Regions from separate parts of the Homo sapiens genome. Here region 2 is linked to region 1. Evidence: chromatin contacts called from ENCODE Hi-C or POLR2A ChIA-PET data. All regions are on one chromosome and are shown on one strand. Each heading gives the region's core, a stretch centred on a gene start or an enhancer-like site at or near the end of the contact. The rest is flanking DNA. Distances are from core to core; before and after follow the strand shown. Region 1 overlaps FAM107B (family with sequence similarity 107 member B). Region 2 overlaps NMT2 (N-myristoyltransferase 2).

What was found. Hi-C counts contacts between places; a loop is a spot of excess contacts on that map. ChIA-PET counts read pairs that join two places held with the same protein, here RNA polymerase II (POLR2A). Pooled maps may share reads with other maps.
Region 2: a loop to region 1 is called in a pooled map, with 4 times the contacts of the local background. The contact joins two enhancer-like sites. A Hi-C loop is called at or near these places in 2 of 50 pooled maps. POLR2A ChIA-PET finds 5 or more read pairs at or near these places in 2 of 52 experiments (GM10248 and activated T-cell).

What each region holds. Positions count from the first base shown.
Region 1 is chr10:14,740,539-14,746,727 of GRCh38, reverse strand. All of the region lies in intron 1 of FAM107B (family with sequence similarity 107 member B), which reads left to right. Among named protein-coding and RNA genes, the nearest start is that of FAM107B, 31 kb to the left of the region's middle. RefSeq lists enhancers at 3,898-4,007, 4,068-4,117, 5,540-5,589. Within about 2 kb of position 3,832, at least 4 of the 41 ENCODE cell types and tissues checked have a DNase peak (open chromatin) inside an H3K27ac peak, as active enhancers do.
Region 2 is chr10:15,120,154-15,126,342 of GRCh38, reverse strand. All of the region lies in intron 8 of NMT2 (N-myristoyltransferase 2), which reads left to right. Among named protein-coding and RNA genes, the nearest start is that of RPP38, 26 kb to the right of the region's middle. RefSeq lists enhancers at 2,242-2,381, 3,288-3,467. Within about 2 kb of position 2,487, at least 4 of the 41 ENCODE cell types and tissues checked have a DNase peak (open chromatin) inside an H3K27ac peak, as active enhancers do.

The DNA of each region.
Region 1 (6,189 bases), core at 2,583-5,082:
ATGTTAAGGACAGCCAGAGAGAAAGGTCAGGTCACCTACAAAGGGAAGCCCATCAGACTGACAGTGGACCTCTCAGTAGAAACCCAACAAGTCAAAAGACATTGGGGGTCAATATTCAACATTCTTAAAGAAAAGAATTTCCAACCCAGAATTTTATATCTGGCCAAACTAAGCTTCATAAGCAAAGGAGAAATAAAATCCTTTTCAGACAAGCAAATGCTGAGGAAATACATCACCACCAGGCCTGCCTTGCAAGAGCTCCTGAAGGAAGCACTAAATATGGAAAGGAAAAAGCATTACTAGCCACTGCAAAAACTCACTGAAATACAAAGAACAGTGACACTATGAAGCAACTACTCAACAAGTCTGCAAAATAACCAGCTAGCATGATGATGACAGGGTCAAATCCACACATACAATATTAACCTTAATTGTAAATGGACTAAATGCCCCAATTAAAAGACACAGAATGGCAAGCTGGCTAAAGAGTCAAAACCCATTGGTGTGCTGATTCAAGAGACCTATCTCACATGCAAAGACACACATAGGCTCAAAATAAAGGGATGGAGGAAAATTTATCAAGCAAATGACAACCAGAAAAAAGCAGGGTTGCAATTCTAGTTTCTGGCAAAACAGACTTTAAACTAACAAAGATCAAAAAAGACAAAGAAAGGCATTCATAATGGTGGTAAAGGGATCAACTCAACAAGAAGAGCTATCATATATATATATACACTCAATACAGGAGCACCCAGATTCATAAAACAAGTTCTTAGTGACCTACAAAGAGACTTAGACTCCTACGCAATAATAATGGGACACTTTAACACCCCACTGTCAATATTAGGCAGATCATTGAGACAGAAAATTAACAAGGTTATTCAGAACCTGAACTCAGCTCTGGATTAAGTGGACTTGATATATATCTACAGAACTCTCCACTCAAAAAGAAGAGAATATACATTCTTCTCAGCAACACATGGCACTCACTAAAATCAACCACATAATTGGAAGTAAAATACTCCTCAGCAAATGCAAAATAACAGAGATAATAATAAACAGTCTCTCAGACCAAAGAGCAGACAAATTAGAACTCAAGATTAAGAAACTCACTCAAAACCACACAACTACATGGAAATCGAACAATTTGCTCCTGAATGACTCCTGGGTAAATAATGAAATTAAGGCAGAAATCAAGAAGGTCTTTGAAACCAATAAGAACAAAAAGACAATATACCAGAATTTCTGGGATGCAGCTAAAGTAGTGTTAAGAGAGAAATTTATAGAACTAAATGCCTACATCAAAAAGCTAGAAAGATCTCAAACTGACATCCTAACATCACAGCGAAAAGAACTAGAGAACCAAGAGCAAACAAACCCCAAAACTAGCAAAAGACAAGAAATAACCAAGACCAGAGAGGAACTGAAGGAGATAGAGACATGAAAAACCCTTCAAAAAATTAGCAAATCCAGGAGTTGGTTTTTTGAAAAAAAATAATGAAATAGACCACTAACTAGACTAACAAAGAAGAAAAGAGAGAAGAACCAAATAGACAATAAAAAATGATAAAGGGGATATCACCACTGACCCCACAGAAATGCAAACAACCATCAGAGAATCCTATAAACACCTCTATGCGAATGAACTGGAAAATCTAGAAGAAATTGATAAATTCCTGGACACATATATCCTCCCAAGACTGAACCAGGAAGAAGGCAAATCCCTGAATAGACCAATAACAAGTTCTGAAATTGAGGCAATAATAAATAGCCTACCAACCAAAAACAAAAATAAAAACAAACAAACAAAAACAAAAAACAAACAAAGAACTACCCAGGACCAGACAGTTTTACAGCTGAATTCTACCAGAGGTACAAAGAGGAGCTGTACCATTTCTCCTGAAACAATTCCAAACAATTGAAAACTTCAGGCCAATATCCCTGGTGAACATCAATGTAAAACTTCTCAATAAAATACTGGCAAACCAAATCCAGCAGCAGATCAAAAAGCTTGACCACCATGATCAAGTTGGCTTCATCCCTGGGATGCAAGGCTGGTTCAACATACACAAATCAATAAATGTAATTCATCACAAAAACAGAACTAAAGACAAAAACCACATGATTATCACAATAGACACAGAAAAGGCCTTCAAAAAAAGTCAACATCTCTTCATGTTAAAAACTCTCAATAAACTAGGTATTGATGGGACATACCTCAAAACACTAAGAGCCATTTATGACACCCACAGCCAATGTTATACTGAATGGGCAAAAGCTGGAAGCATTCCACTTGAAAACTGGCCCAAGACAAGGATGTCCTCTCTCACCATTCCTATTCAACATAGTATTGGAAGTTCTGGTCAGGGCAATCAGGCAAGAGAAAGAAATAAAGGTATTCAAATAGGAAGAGAGGAAGTCAAACTGTCTCTGTTTGCAGATGACATGATCCTATATCTAAAAAACCCCATTGTCTCCACCCAAATGCCCCTTAAGCTGATAAGCAACTTCATCAAAGTCTCAGGATACAAAATCAATGTGCAAAAATCACAAGCATTCCTATGCACCAACAATAGACAAGCAGAGAGCCAAATCATGAATGAACTCCCATTCACAATTGCTGCAAAAAGAATAAAATACCTAGGACTACAGCTAACAAGGGAAGGACCTCTTCAAGGAGAACTACAAACCACTGCCCAAAGAAATCAGAGAGAACACAAACAAATGGAAAAACATTCCATATTCATGGATAGGAAGAATCAATATTGTGAAAATGACCATACTGCCCAAAGTAATTTATAGATTCAGTGCTATTCTCATTAAACTACCATTGACATTCTTCACAGAATTAGAAAAAAATACTTTAAAATTCATATGGAACCAAAAAAGAGCCCATATAGCCAAGACAATCTAAGTGAAAAGAACAAAGCTGGAGGCATCATGCTACCTGACTTCAAACTATACTACAAGGCTACAGTAACCAAAACATCATGGTACTGGTACAAAAACAGACACATAGACCAATGGAACAGAATAGAGATCTCAGAAATAAGTCCACACATCTACAACCATCTGATCTTCAACAAACCTGACAAAAACAAGCAATGGGGAAATGATTTCCTATTTAATAAATGGTGCTGGGAGAACTGGCTAGCCATATGCAGAAAATTGAAACTGGATCCCCTTCCTTATATCTTATACAAACATTAACTCAAGATAGATTAAAGACTTAAATGTAAAACCCACAACTATGAAAACCCTAGAAGAAAATCTATGCAATACCATTTAGGACATAGGCACGGGCAAAGATTTCATGATGAAAACATCAAAAGCCATTGCAACGAAGGTGAAAATTAACAAATGGGATCTAATTAAAGAGCTTTTGCACAGCAAAAGAAACTATCATCAGAGCAAACAGACAACTTGCAGAATGGGAGAAAAAATTTGCAATCTATCCATCTGACAAAGCTATAATATCCAGAATCTACAAGGAACTTAAATTTACAAGAAAAAAACCATTAAAATGTGGGCAAAGGACATGAACAGACACGTCTCAAAAGAAGACATACATGCAGCCAACAAACATATGAAAAAAAGCTCAACATCATTGATCATTAGAGAAATGTAAATCAAAACCACAATGAGAGACCATCTAATGCCAGTGAAGGAACTGAGAAGGGTCAAATTAACAGAGGTGGGAAGAAAGCCAGAAGACTGAAAGCATACAGAAGAGAGAACTCAAAGAGGAAGTAGGAAGACCAAGAAACACAGAGATTAAAATGTGTGCATTTGATCTTGGTGGAAAGACGTCATTGGTGACCTTTGTGAGAGTTGTCGCAGTGGAGTGGTGGCCAGGAAGATTACAGTAAGTAAAGGAGAGAAGGAAAGTCAAATAGTGGAGATAAGAAGTGCAGAATATTCTTCAGGAAGCTTGATTATGAAAAAGAAGAAACAAGATAGGGCAGGAGCTAAGGGGAGATATTGAATCCACAGTGGAATTGCTAAAATATGAAATATGGCCATTACTACCTCTCCAGCATCTTCTTGCCAGGCAGATACTGGTCTTTGAATGCATGCAATCCACTGTCACTCTTGTCTTTCTCTCCCTTCATCTCAGCCAAGGAGGAAAAGAGAAATAACTCATCCAGCAGGCATTTCACGAATATTTAGTGAGTAGCTACCCTACCCCAGACACTGCTTTCAGTTCATCAGTGAACAAACAGACAGTGATTGCTGATCTCAGTAAGCCCACTGCAAGCAGCATTAATAATGTACTTTGTTAGCATCATCTGACATCAAAACATACACTGAGCCAGGTGTGGTGGCTCACACCTGTAATCCCAGCACTTTGGGAGGCAGAGGTGGGAGGACTGATTGAGACCAGAAGTTCGACACCAGCCTGGGCAACATAGTGAGACCCTTGCCTTTACAAAAAAAAAAAAAATGAGCTGGGTGTGGTGGCATGCACCTGTAGTCCCAACTACTCAGGAGGCCAAGGTGGGAGGACTGCTTGAGCCCAGGAGGTTGAGGCTACAGTGAGTTGGGTCATGATTTTGCCACTGCACTCCAGTCTGGGCCAGAGAGCAAGACCCTTTCTCAAAACAAAACAAAAAACAAACAAAAATCCCCAAACACCTGTGGAAATATTACCTGCAGCTAATTCTGTAGCACTTGTTAATTCATGGGCAAAATTTATTCAGAAAGTTAGGGAGTTGGCCGCACGCGGTGGCTCATGCCTGTAATCCCAGCACTTTGGGAGACCGAGGTGGGTGGATCACGAGGTCAGGAGATCGAGACCATCCTGGCTAACATGGGGTTTAGTAGAAACCCCGTCTCTACTAAAAATACAAAAAAATTAGCCTGGTGTGGGGGCGGGTGCCTGTGGAGGCTGAGGCAGGAGAATGGCGTGAACCCAGGAGGCGGAGCTTGCAGTGAGCCGAGATTGCACCACTGCACTCCAGCCTGGGCGACAGAGCGAGACTCCATCTCAAAAAAAAAAAAAAAAAAAAAAAGGGAGTTATGCATGGAAAGTCGAGGAGAGGAAGAATAACACCATTTTGTCACATGTAACATAAGAAAAAAATAACAGTGCTGGTGACTGGATTTGAAGGAATTGGTGGGTTTTCAAGAAAGGTATTTAAAACAGACTCCCCTTGGGGCTCAGATCTGGGGTCAGTGTTTGGCTGGGCAGAGGGTATCCTCCATCCCTCCTGGAGATGCAGGGATTCACACTTTTCTCCACTCAGTGCTGCTTTCCCTCAAAGACTTCTTCGTAGGCTGGTGCGGTGACCTTAGTGGATGCTCTCTCTCTGGCCTAAAACACGGGGCTCCTCTCTTGCCCTCCTCTCTTCTTGCTCTCAGGTGGGGCAAACAAGCCCCTTATGGGCTAACTCTCCCTCTTCTTCCAGGTGCCTGGCTTTAGGCCTCACTAGTCTGACACTCCAAGCCTTACTCCTTTCTGGTTTTACCTGTTTCCTGAGCAGATTGTCTTGACAATCTGCTCAATATCTCAGCTCCTGCCTCGCTCTTTTCATTCCTCTTTCTGTAGCCCAGGTTCCTGCCCCCAAACCCTCACCTGGTACCCTGATTCTGGCTGTCATCTTGCCAGCCACTCCTCTGACTCCCAAAGCCATGGGGAGCCCCATCCCAGTGCTGTCTGCTTGTTGGAAAATCCTAATGTCACCTGTTGACTGTTCTCAGGGCCCAATCAGGTCCTGTTGTAGTTTTCACACATCGTTTCCTGGCCGCCAAACTGGATTTACTTTTAACACTTAACAGAACATTTTTGATCACAAGTGACAGAAAATGAACCCACACTTGCTTAAGCTAAAAAGAGGATGTATTGACTTGCAGCTGAATAGTCCAGGGGCTAGACTATTTTTAGGCACAGCTGCATAACAAATGATATCATCAGGACTCTGTCTAGCTCATTTTAAAAATAGACTTTGTTTTTTAGAGCAGTTTTGGGTTTATAGGAAAATTGAAGGAAGGTACAGAGTGCCTCCATAATCCCCTCTTACTGTCCCCTCCCTGTGCACACAGTTTTCCCTATTTTTAACATCTTGCATTGATGTGGTACATTGATTACAATTGAGGAAACAATATTAGTTCATTATTATTAACTAAAGCCCATATACGCATTAGGGTTAGCTCTTTGTGTTGTATAGTTATATGGGTTTTAAAAAATTC
Region 2 (6,189 bases), core at 1,238-3,737, 380 kb before region 1:
ATTCTCCTGCCTCAGCCTCCCAAGTAGCTGGGATTACAGGTGTGCACCACCACGCCCAGCTAATTTTTGTATTTTTAGTAGAGATGGGGTTTCACCATATTAGTCAGGCTGGTCTCGAACTCCTGACCTCAGGTGATCCACCCGCCTCAGCCTCCCAAAGTGCTGGGATTACAGGTGTGAGCCACTGCGCCCAGCCGCCATTGCCATTTCTATTGGTTAGAACCAAATCACAGGTCCTGCCCACACGTAACAGGAGCAGATCACACCAGCTGTGAACCCCAGGAGGTGGGATCACTGGGGGCCATCTTAGAATCTGTGTGCCACTGATGGGATCTTTTGTTTGAAGTGTTGTGACGTGTGAATTGAAATAAAATCTTCGGCCAGGCGCGGTGGCTCACACCTGTAATCCCAGCACTTTGGGAGGCCAAGGCGGGCAGATCACAAGGTCAAGAGATCGAGGCCACCCTGGCCAACATGGTGAAACCCCATCTCTACTAAAAATTAAAAAATTAGCTGTGGATGGTGGCACATGGCTGTAGTCCCAGCTACTAGGGAGGCTGAGGCAGGAGAATCGCTTGAACCTAGGAGGCACAGGTTGCAGTGAGCTGAGATCACGCCATTGCACTCCAGCCTGGCCACAGAGCGAGACTCCATCTCATAAATAACTAAATAAATAACTAAATACATACGTACATACATACATACATACATACAAACTTCAAAAATGCCTCTTTTTTTCACTATGGGCAAATGCTGTTCCACTTTGGTCTCTCCAAATTTCAGTTTCTTGAACCTCAAGCAGCCTAGCTTATGTACAAGGAAAAGACACACTTACATGTAGGTTGCCTACAATGGAGTGAAGAATAAGGAGTTTTAGCACATACCATTGGTTTACTCACAATGATTTTCTTAAAGTGCTAAAGCTATTTTTGACTTGACTCCATTCATCAGCCTTAATATTTTTGTACAAGAGTCAATCTTCTCCTGGGTATAGGCGTGTATTATGAAACCAGACTGTGGCATCTTACTTCCAGTGAACCTGGGTTCCTGGTAGCAGTCCTGTTCCAGTCGTGCTGTGATAGTGACTGCCTTTCCCCCACCCATAAATTGAAGGTTATGAAGTGCTTTCAAATACATTATTCAATTTATTCTCACAGCAACCTTTTGAAGTTAGTACTTCTTATCCCCATTTTACAGATGAAGAAACTGAGGTATGTGACAGTTGGCACTTAGGCGAGGATGTGTTAATATCACCAAGTGGAGGGCTTGGGATGCAGGCCCCAGACCTCCATGTTTCCCTGTTAGCTCCCTCTGCCTCTGCCATCCCCTCTAACATTACCCACTATGGGGACACCATGGCTCAGCCCCACTGAATGTCTCACTGTGAGTACAGCATAAATCAAGGCAGAAAAGGACGATTGTCAAGATGCAAACAGTTCTCATTGGCTTGCCCCAGTCTCCTTTCCCCCTTTTAAGTCATAGGAAAGGAAAGGAAAATAAAGAGTAAATTAATAGAATAAAAGAGAGATTAAAGTACAGATATTATGAAATTGGAAGGTGCTGGCAGCAGTCCCTTGGGTGTCTGCCTCTTGAGTTAAACTGGACAGAACTGCATACACCGGATGCCCCTTCCTCTCCTATGGGCCCAGATGGGTGATACCACTGCTAGCAGTCAAGTTATTTAAGAACATTTTTGTACCATTCAGCGTAAAAGCAAACTTATGGAATACAGCTTTTGCTGTATAGATCAATCTCATTTTCTGCTTCATTGTTACTCTTTTTGCTTGTAGGAGTGCCAGCTTTCTGTCTTTTTCATGGACTTTTGAATATAGGAGCTAACATTTATTGTGGCCGGCGTTATGCTCGACATTTAACAGCCGTAGTCTCATTTACTAATCACAACAGCCACAGGAGGATGGGTCCTTATCCCCATAGCACAGAAGGGGCCATGAGAACACAGATTGACTTGCTCAGAGTCTGCTGGCCAGAAGCAGAGCTGTCGCAGGGCCTGCGCCATTCACAACTGTTACCTAAAATACTAAGGTTTCCCCAAGAAACACGCCTTACGATGCCTCCCTACCCTTTCAGTGTTTGGGGAGATTTTATTTTGTTTTGTTTTTTTGATCTGGTGTTGAGTATTTCCAAGTTCGATTTTGCGCATCTGTGTCAATGAGCTGAAAGGTAATTTGATGTTGATAAAAAGCAGAAGTCAGAGAATGATCCACTAAGGTCTTAGCACTGTGCTGCAAGGAGGGTGTGCTTGCTTAGACATGTCGAGGCATATAAGGTGTTCTATATTTAGTGGCATTAGATGGTTTTTTTAGTGGTTAGCATTCTGTTTGCTCCTTTTTGAATCATATAAATAACCATAATCATTGCTTACATCTCTTCTCTGGAATCTTGGCTCTCAAACGGTTTGTACCACAACTTGACAGATAACAACACTACTGTTTTTTAATAGAGCTCTGAGCTTCATTTCCTTATGTACTTATAAGCAGATTTTACACAGATTTCAATCTACGTAGAGGCCCATGAATCATGCATATTAGTTGGGCCATGGGAAAGGATATCTGATTCAGATACAGAGTTTGCTTATGAAACTGAGATTTTTCTTATTTACTGGAAATGATTCTCTGCATTTTATTGAACTCTCAGAAAACATGACCGCTTCACTATTCCATTATACGGAAGCTAGCCATTTTAATGTAAGCCCAATAGCCTTCCTGGTTCTTTCTGAGGACAATAGTTATAATTTGAGTGTTTGTTTTGCTTTTCAAAAGTTATTTCTTTTTTTTTTTTTTTTTTTTTTTTCTGTGAGACGAAGTCTCGCTTTGTCGCCAGGCTGGAGTGCAGTGATGCGATCTTGGCTCACTGCAACCCCCGCCTCCTGGATGCAAGCAATTCTCCTGCCTCAGCCTCCTGAGTAGCTGGGACTACAGCCACGTGCCACCACACCCAGCTAATTTTTGTATTTTAGTCCATGTTGGCCAGGATGGTCTCGATCTCTTGACCTTGTGATCCGCCTGCCTCAGCCTCCCAAAGTGCTGAGATTACAGGTGTGAGCCACCGTGCCTGGCAGTATTTCATTCTTACACAGATTATTTTAGCTATTAGTCAGCAAATGTAAATATTCTTACCCTGTTTTCTAGGACTTTCTGTTTTTTATAGCTGGTACATCCTGGTGTGCTCTTATGCTTTAATGCTTCTATAAAAATTTGTTCAAAATGCTTATAAGTTGCCAAACTTATGATACTTTTTACCTGAATTTAGGCAACATATTGCTTGTCTAAATTCTGCTACTTATTTTTCTAACCTTTAGAGACCTAAGATAGCAGTTCTCAAAGTGTGGCCCAGGGACCTCTGGAAGTCCCCCAAGATCTTTGAATCTATGCAGTCATTTTTTTTTTTTAACTATTTTCATAATAACACTAGTATGTAATTTTTTCACTTTCATTCTCGTCTGAGTATACTGTGAAGTCTTCCAGAGGCCATGTGGCATGTGTATTTCTGTAGTCTTTTGTTTAAAAATGTTCTCAGTTTTGATTTCTAATGCGATAAGTGTGGATATGCATAACCCACATAAGCAAAGCTCTTTGGAGGTACTCAATCATTATTAACAGCGTAGGCCAGGTGCAGTGGCCCATGCCTGTAATCCCAGCACTTTGGGAGACCGAGGTGGGCAGATCACAAGGTCAGGAGATCGAGACCATCCTGGCTAGTACGATAAAACTGCATCTCTACTAAAAATACAAAAAATTAGCTGGGCGTGGTGGCACGTGCTTGTAATCCTAGCTACTTGGGAAGCTGAGGCAGGATCAAATCACTTGAACCCGGGAAGCAGAGGTTGCAGTGAGCTGAGATCACACCACTGCACTCCAGCCTGGGCGACAGAGTAAGACTCCATCTCAAAAAAAAAAAAGAGTGTAAAAGGGTCCCAAGACCAAAATATTTGAGAACTGCTGCTTTAAGGCGATCTGCTGGGCAGTTCCTTTAGTGGTTTCACAGTTGGATATTCAATGAATGAGAATTGTGCTCCAGAAGAATGTTTTGCTCTAGAAGGAAGTTGGCAAATTTTTTTTTCATTTCTGAATGTTCTCTATTAACAGATATCATATATCCTGTGGCTTTCATTAATTCATCTAATTGCTTGATATTGTTGATTGTTACTGAACCAGTAACAAAAGAAAAAAAATTCTGATATTGAGAAAGGCTATTTGAAATTTATCAAGCTAAGTCTGCCTCATAGCAGAAACTAATTTTTTAAATGACTATGATATATATTTTATATGGTTTTGGTCTTCCCACTAGCATTTAGAAGTGCTTATTTATTTCCAGTGGAGATCTGGACATTTCTGACTCATTGGTTTTGAGAGGTACTAAAAGACTAAAGGTATGCATTGCCTGTTAAATGTGAAGGACTTAAATTCTCTAAATTTAGATTATTAAATGGCATTTTAGCTGAAGTGCTTTAGACATGACATCATCATAATAGAATGGCTTATAGTAAATATTCAGCTGAGGACTGTTGGTGTATAAATACAGAGCATGCACCTCCCATTCCCCTTTCCCCCAGCTAATCGATAATCAATCAGCACTGTGTGTCACTGAAGCTTAGAAACCCCAGCACAGCTAATAGTTGATGACAGCTGGCACTCAAGAGAAAACCTATTTTCCTTGGCCTAGTGTGGTGGCTCACACCTGTAATCCCAGCACTTTGGGAGGCCGAGGTGGGCAGATCACCTGAGGTCAGGCATTCGAGACCAGCCTGGCCAACGTGGTGAAACCCTGTCTCTACTAAAAACACAAAATTAGCCGGGCGTGGTGGCAGGTGCCTGTAATCCCAGTTACTCGGGAGCCTGAGGCAAGAGAATCGATTGAACCCAGGAGGCAGACGTTGCAGTGAACCGAGATCGCACCATTGCACTCCAGCCTGGGTGACAAGAGTGAGACTCCGTCTCAAAAAAAACACCTGTTTTCCCCCTTGGGCTTCCACCTGGGGGCATGCAGGAATTGTGATGACCTCATTCTACAGGAAGTTTTTCCTTTAACAATATTTCTTAAGAGTGGAACTGCTAGATTATATAAAATTTTTAAAAATAATCATTTAGGGCAGAAAAAGTAGAGTAGCAATATTTATATACAGATTATTCATCTCTTAAAATGTATCTAGTGTTTCTCCAAGGGGGGGAAAAATCAGGTTTACAGAAAAAAATAAACTGTATTTCTCAGTTTAAAATTGTCTGTTTGTTGGGCTTCCTGACTTTTAGTCTCAAGTCCCCTGGCCCCTGAACAGTTCTAGAGAGCAAAGTGATGTCAGGAGCTTTTACAAGGACAACAGCTGAACAAATTCAAATGGGGACCTGTCCTGACTTTTAGGTGTTTTATTCCTATGGCTTAATTTTTTAAATTCTAAAGCTCTGGAGTAGTGATAAGACACCTACCCTGATCACCTTTACCCAGAAGATGTGGCAGGAGAGGCCAGGCCGCGTCCCTGGCAGCCATTTGCCGTTAGACAAGATGGACACTTTCAGGCTGGTATGGCTGTAAACCCGTTTGCCTTTAGAAAATACTTGGCTATGAACAATGCTTGCCTTCCCATCCAGCCTGATATGATTCACTCCTATATCATTTTTGTTCAAGAGAACAAAATCACCACACGCTTTTAATGGGCTATTGCATAATAAAACAAGTTGCTCAGTTGTATTTTCAAAATGTCAGACTTGGCAGTTTTAAAGCATCCCTCAGAAACCATGAAGGATTGGTTCTAGGACCCCTCAGATACCAGAATCCTTGGGTGCTCAAGTCCCTTATATAAGATGGCGTAGCATTGTGTATTTGCATATAATGTATGCACATCCTCCTGTATACTTTATTTATTTATTTTTGAGACGAAGTCCCTCCCTGTCTCCCAGGCTTGAGTGCAGTGGCGTGATCATGGTTCACTGCAACCTTCGCCTCCCAGTTTCAAACGATTCTCCTGCCTCAGCCTCCCGAGTAGCTGGGATTACAGGTGCATGTCACCACGCCTGGCTAAGTTTTACATTTTTCGTAGAGACAGGGTTTCATCATGTTGGCCAGGCTGGTCTCGAACTTCTGACCTCAAATGATCCACCGGCATCAGCCTCCCAAAGTGCTGGGATTACAGGCATGAGCCACCATGCCCCCTGTCCTGTATACTTTAAATCATCT